Regions from separate parts of the Homo sapiens genome. Here region 2 is linked to region 1. Evidence: chromatin loops called from intact Hi-C (ENCODE). Cell type or tissue: heart right ventricle. All regions are shown on one strand. Each heading gives the region's core, and the rest is flanking DNA. Links, peaks and the distances in the headings are about the cores only. Region 1 overlaps CCDC148 (coiled-coil domain containing 148). Region 2 has its middle 57 kb from the start of UPP2.

Region 1 (2,917 bases), core at 204-2,703:
ACAGACAAAAACTTTGTTGCAGACAAAGCAACCTATATATCCCAAAGGAAGAGAAACTTTCCAAAGGTTCTGAGAATTAGCATATGGTAATTGTCAAATCCCAGGGTATTTTTTAATTGAACCTTCACAGTAGTTCACTTAGCTTGTACTCAGTGCTTAAATTGAGTAGAACCTCATTAGGGAGGTTGTGTCATGTCATGCCTTAGTGAAAGTGGAGAGAATGAGAAATAGAGCTTTCCATGACATGGAGGCGTGAGAGAAAGGGAGCATTCTGGTTTGTGGGCTCTTTAATCTATGTGTCTTGACTATATTGACTCCTGATTTTGGCAAGAACACTCATGGCCATCAAAGGAGGTTAGGATTTTCCTTCTAAATCTCATTCTGGGTTTTGTATTCCACAAGGATCCACTGTGTGCTTCCCTCCTTTCCTCTCCTGTGTCTCTCCTTTCATGACAGACTCATGAGCAACCTGTTTCTGGGGTATTCCTCCCCAGGAGCATGTCTTCCTAAGGGAACCCTGTGGCTGCAGCCTCAGCCACCAGTACTTGCCTGGGCTTCTCTGTCACTCATCATTCACTTGTTCTGTTCTTGCCACCCTGAGCTCTTCCCCTCTCGTGGCCTCCATGACTAGGTCAAGGCAAGTGAGGGCCACTCTCAGATGCCAGCCCTGCACTTGCTGTCTCTGCCTGGAATCCTAATCCTCAAGACCCTGCTCAGATACTGCCTCCTCCGTGAAGCTCTTGCTAAGTTTAGCCAGCCCCTCCCACAGTGCAGTGATTGGTCATCTCACCTTTCTCCAAATTCTCAGTGGCTCTTATTTGTACGTCTCTTAAGATCACATGTCTATGCTTCTATTTCTTTATATCCATAAAATGGAATTAAAAAATGGCAACCCAGCATGTGATTGTTGTGAGGTCTAAATGACCTAAAACATATAAAGCACTTAGCACAAGACCTGATGCAGGGTGAACACGCAGTAAATACCAGAATCCAGAATGTAAAAGGTCTAGTGAAGGTGTCTCCACCTTGGAAAATGCAGGTGTGCACACTAAGGGTAAAGGACATTTGTGACTGATGCCACAGAGAAAGCTAAATCTTTCAATGATGAAAGGCAGAGGTGGAGAGCTAATACTCCCCTGAGAACCCAGGTGCCTACTCTTTTGAAAGGATGAATTCCATCTCTATAATTCAGTAGAAGTATAGCTTGGGCAAGGAGATGGCAAGGGAGGCTGCCCAAAAAAGGCAGCAGAGGAGGGCCAAGGAGCTCAGGGCTTTAAGCTGGTATTTAAGTGGGCCATATTTTAATAGCCGATGATTTTAAGGGGGTTGGAAATAGAATGCTAAGGGAAAGTCATGTTTTTGCTGCCATCTACAGATGTCAAAGTGCAATTTTAAAAGTTGCTTAACACACATACGCACCTACTCAGAAAGTGAGAATGTAGATGACAATATATGTAAAGTTTAAGTTCTAGTAAGTAAAATAATTTAGACATATTATTATAGTAGCTTATTTTACTTTTCCTTCTAAAAATTTGTATATTTAATCAGTAATGTAAACTTTCTAACAACCCAAGGTGTGCTAAAGCTTCTCATTGGGAGACCACTATAATAGCTCACTTGAAAGTGAGCCAGTCACCTCTCAGGGCAGGTTAGCCAGAGCCATGGCAGCCAGTGGGTACTCTGAGAGTTAATAAAGTGATTTCAATGAGGAATGAGATGAACTGAATTTTACTCCCACGCTTTCCTGTATTTCTCTGGTTGTTATTAGAATTACTATGAATTCCTGTAATCTCAGCACTTTGGGTGGCCAAGGCAGGCGGATCACGAGGTCAGGAGATTGAGACCATCCTGGCCAACATGGTGAAACTCCGTCTCTACTAAAAATACAAAAATTAGCTGGGCATGGTGGCGGGTACCTGTAATCCCAGCTACTCGGGAGGCTGAGACAGGAGAATTGCTTGGACCCAGGAGGCAGAGGTTGCAGTGAGCCAAGATCGTGCCTCTGCACTCAAGCCAAGACTGTGTCTCAAAAAAAAAAAAAAAAAAAAAAATTGCATTTTATATGAGTGTCTTTTATTGATTTGGACTTGAGAAATCAGTAAAAAAAAAAATGTGACAGTGCTGTTACCTCTGAGATGTGTTCTGCCCCTATGCTGTTTTCTGTACAATCTCCAATATTATTATGATGCTTCCACAACTTCCTTCTGTGTTATTTTTAAAGGGTTAAATATAGACAAGAATTATTGGAAAGGCGTTTGATGGAGAAAAAGGAAGTGGCCCTTCAAGAAGCTCATGAAGACAAAGAGAGAGCACGGCGGCTAGAAGCCCTTAGGAAACAGGTGTTTTTCATTTGGAAATTTTCATGGGTGGTTTTTTTAAAAAAAATGTTTCTAAGTGCTCTTAATAGCATTCTTACTGGGGCTTAGTTCATGACATCTGCTATATAAAATTTAACTTTTCCAAATGGGGATACTGCTGTTCATTCCTGGGAGCAATTAGATTATATTGAACCATTTCCAGTTTCTCAGTGTATTGAAAGAACTTTATCATCACCTTTTAAAAAGCTCTCCCAAGATTTAACTATATCTATATCACCTAGAGTTTATTAGCTGGATAGTATCCATTTACAACAGTGAGGCTCTACATCTAGTCTACGAATTTTACTGTCCTCAAAAAACCTGGTGGAGTTCGAGCAAGATAATCTTCTTTGGCATAGGAGCCTCCCTTTGGAAACATCCCACAGTCAACAAATGTGTTAAAAACAGTTTTTTAGAAAATACCTATTTTGTGGAGAAATAAAAGCCTCCTATCACTTTGCCTAGTGAAAGTAAGCAAAAGTAGATGAAAATGGATGGTAGATGGCAAGGGTGAGAATTTAAGAACTTAGGAAATGTGATAGTTTTACTTGGTAGTTTTT
Region 2 (2,917 bases), core at 263-2,762, 130 kb after region 1:
GCTTATTTCTGGTAGTAGAAAAACTCAATCACAATTACATAAGTGGAGAGGTTTGTAGGAATTACATAAGTGAAGAGGTTTATAAGAATTACATAAGTGGAGAGGTTTAAAGGGAAGCAACGTGTTGTCAAGACAGAACATTTTCAATATCTTGACAAGGCATTTTTCCCAGTTCTCCTTTGGTCATAACGTTAACCATAGGCAAACTAGTGAAGAATTGACTATTAATTTATCTACCTTTAGATGCTTCCTTGGAAGTTCTTTTGTGTGTAGCTCCGTCTCCCTATTTCCTAACCCAAAATTCAAATCTCAATCCATACAACCTGGCACAGAAAAACAACTTGGGGCAAGCAGATTCTCTGGCTGGGGGAGTCCTTGAAATAATAAATAATGAGCAAGCCAGATGCTTAAGAGTAAAAAGTGAAGTTGTAGGTTATGATTTAAAGAGCAATTGAGAAGTTGGCTGGGATGTCATGATGGATCATATTCAAGTGAGGGGGAGTGGAAACTATGAGCAAACATACACTCTGGCGATGAGGTTATACATTTATTTAAACTACAATTCCACTATGCAGACAAAATATAGCTTCTTTATTTGATTTAGAACAGCCTTAATCTTGTTAATGAGCCCTACCCACTGGATAACAAAAGGAACAAACCAAAATAACATGCTTTAGTCTAGTTCTTAGTTTGAAGCAATAATTTTGACATTCTTAGGCATTACTCAATTTTTTAGAATCTTATTTCTTTTCCTTCTCTGTCAATGTGATGTCTGGGGCTATAGGGCAGATTGGAGCTTATATGATCTTGTGGGCTTTGAGGGGAAAGAGGCCCAAATGCCATTTAATATTCTTTGTCTCCTCTAGTCTCCACAGCCATGACCTTGAACAGCTGCTCATGGCTGGCCCCACTGGTACTTGCAGCTACAATTGGCGGCTGGTACCACTTGCGATCTAGCCTCTCGTAGCTTGGGTGGTGGCTGATGGCCTTCCCTGGCTCATGTGGCCTCACCGCACTTTACTGATGCTAATAACCCTTCCTAAAGGGTTGTGCCTCCCATTTGTCTGTCACAGCATCAAAACACGCTTACTGAGAAATAGAACTCCCCAAACTCTGTTTCCTCTACATTGAATCTACATCACTGGAGCACCAAAAGCCAACCCAAAAAGTAAAACATCAGGAAGTTTATCTCACCACATGGCACCTCCAGGTGGACAACTTGATGAAGTCGTCCCAGAGGTGCAGAGGGCAACATGGGAAGTGACTGCCTCCTAGAGTCCCAGGCATGGTATGGAGCGAAATGCTCATGCCACTTCAGTACCCCAAATTACCTGGATGTTCCTAAAGCTGCCCACTGCCCTTGAAGTTTGGCCTTGAGATGGTGTTGGGAGATAAGAGGAAGTTAGTCTTTCCATCTCTGCCTCTCTCCTTTTTCCCACCGTGCTTCAGGCTAGAAAGGGTGGGGTTTTCCTTGTCTTCGCCTGCATCTTACCATCCTTTCACCATCACTAGTTAAGCCTTGTGACTAAGCCATATTAGATAGAAAGGGTATCATCTCTATACCTCAGGAGGAATTCTATGGTCTGATTCATCCAAGTTAGTTCCTGAAATTCTAAAAGGGATTTTGAAAATTCCTCCTGTCATCTAAGCCTGGTTTTCAAGCCCATTATTTTCTCAAGGGACAAGGGGGTTTCATGGCTTAACCTACAAAGAATATGATTTGGAAGGGAAAAGAAAATACATTCAGGAAAAAGGTGGAAAGGTGGAAAATTGCAAAGAATAGGATTTGAGGGGGAAAGAAAATACATTCATTTAACATTCATTTAATATTTGCAAAGTATTCATTCATTACCTATCAAGAATGGAAAATATATTTATAAAGGGTAGGGAATTTGTCAGAAGTGAGAGGACTGCTGTTCAGACACATGGAGCGGAGTTAAGGCTGTGATTGGTAGGGACTAAAATGAAACAGCAAACATCTTACTAGAGCCGTTTAGGTTACAGAGGACTCTCTGGTTACCGTCTCTCTGGAGCCTCCTTTTGTTAGTTTATTTGGCTTTTCCTGTGTTCCCACGCTTGTGTACAAATCTCTAATTACTTGATTTAACTTAAGTGCATTTCTGTTCCTTAAAACCAAAATACCTGATCGAACATAAGCATTAATTTAAGACTTTTATATTCCACAATGTGTATACATTGTGCACACGAGTGTCACTAAATCTCATTTCCTGTTCCCTGTAAATGTCGTAATAGTCTCAGATTCCGGCTGCCACACTCCCAGGTCACCACCATGTCACCCTAGCTGGCTGACCTGACTCTCTTTGCGGTTATCCTGCCATCCTTGCCCCTTTAGGCTCCCTGAAACTCCACTGTCACTACATCCTCTCCTGCCCCGAGACTTACACATTGCTCTTCACCCTCCTCCCAGTCATTGTAAGTTGGATTTGCCTCAGTGCAGTTCTCGGGTTCTGCCCATTTAAAATAATCCAATTTCCCACTATGGTCAACTTGCCTGTACTCTAGGCAGGCCTACATCAAAACTGGCCTGTAAAGGGGAACACCCTGTCTGTGCTTGCTCTCTCATTTTCTGCAGTTCCTCAATGATTTTTGCCCCCATCTACCGCTAGTCTAAATCTAACCCATTTTTCCAAGCTTCCTCCAATCCAACTTATTTTCTTTACTCTGAGCTGTTAGTTACTCTAGGCCATGCTACTTTAGAGCTTAATTATATCTCATCTTTGGATAATAGGTATCTAAAGCTAATTTTTGTTGAGCACCTTTTATGGGCCAAGTGCCTTCCCAGGATAGCTCATTTGATCTGCACTCCACCCCTGTGAGGTGGGCACAATGATGTACATACTGGAAATGAGGAAATGGAGCCTCCTGGTGACTAAGTAACTTTCCTAAAGTCATACAG

The links. Peaks named below come from ENCODE experiments on the same cell type or tissue, not always from the same donor. Only the 100,000 strongest peaks of a DNase experiment are listed, where the experiment ranks them.
Region 2: it touches region 1 in a loop (2.4-fold over the local background); 21 of 110 quality-filtered maps call a loop at or near these places.

Annotation. Positions count from the first base shown.
Region 1 is chr2:158,178,301-158,181,217 of GRCh38, reverse strand. CCDC148 (coiled-coil domain containing 148) reads left to right here. Exons shown (of 14, transcript NM_138803.4): 12 at 2,222-2,339. The region is part of intron 3 of CCDC148-AS1 (CCDC148 antisense RNA 1); the gene reads right to left. Among named protein-coding and RNA genes, the nearest start is that of CCDC148-AS1, 13 kb to the right of the region's middle. In heart right ventricle, for the core only: a CTCF peak has its summit at 1,372; no DNase peak of the experiment used is centred there.
Region 2 is chr2:158,043,882-158,046,798 of GRCh38, reverse strand. It overlaps a transcript of UPP2 not described here. Among named protein-coding and RNA genes, the nearest start is that of UPP2, 57 kb to the left of the region's middle. In heart right ventricle, for the core only: no CTCF peak of the experiment used is centred there; no DNase peak of the experiment used is centred there; H3K27ac peaks cover 1,205 bases.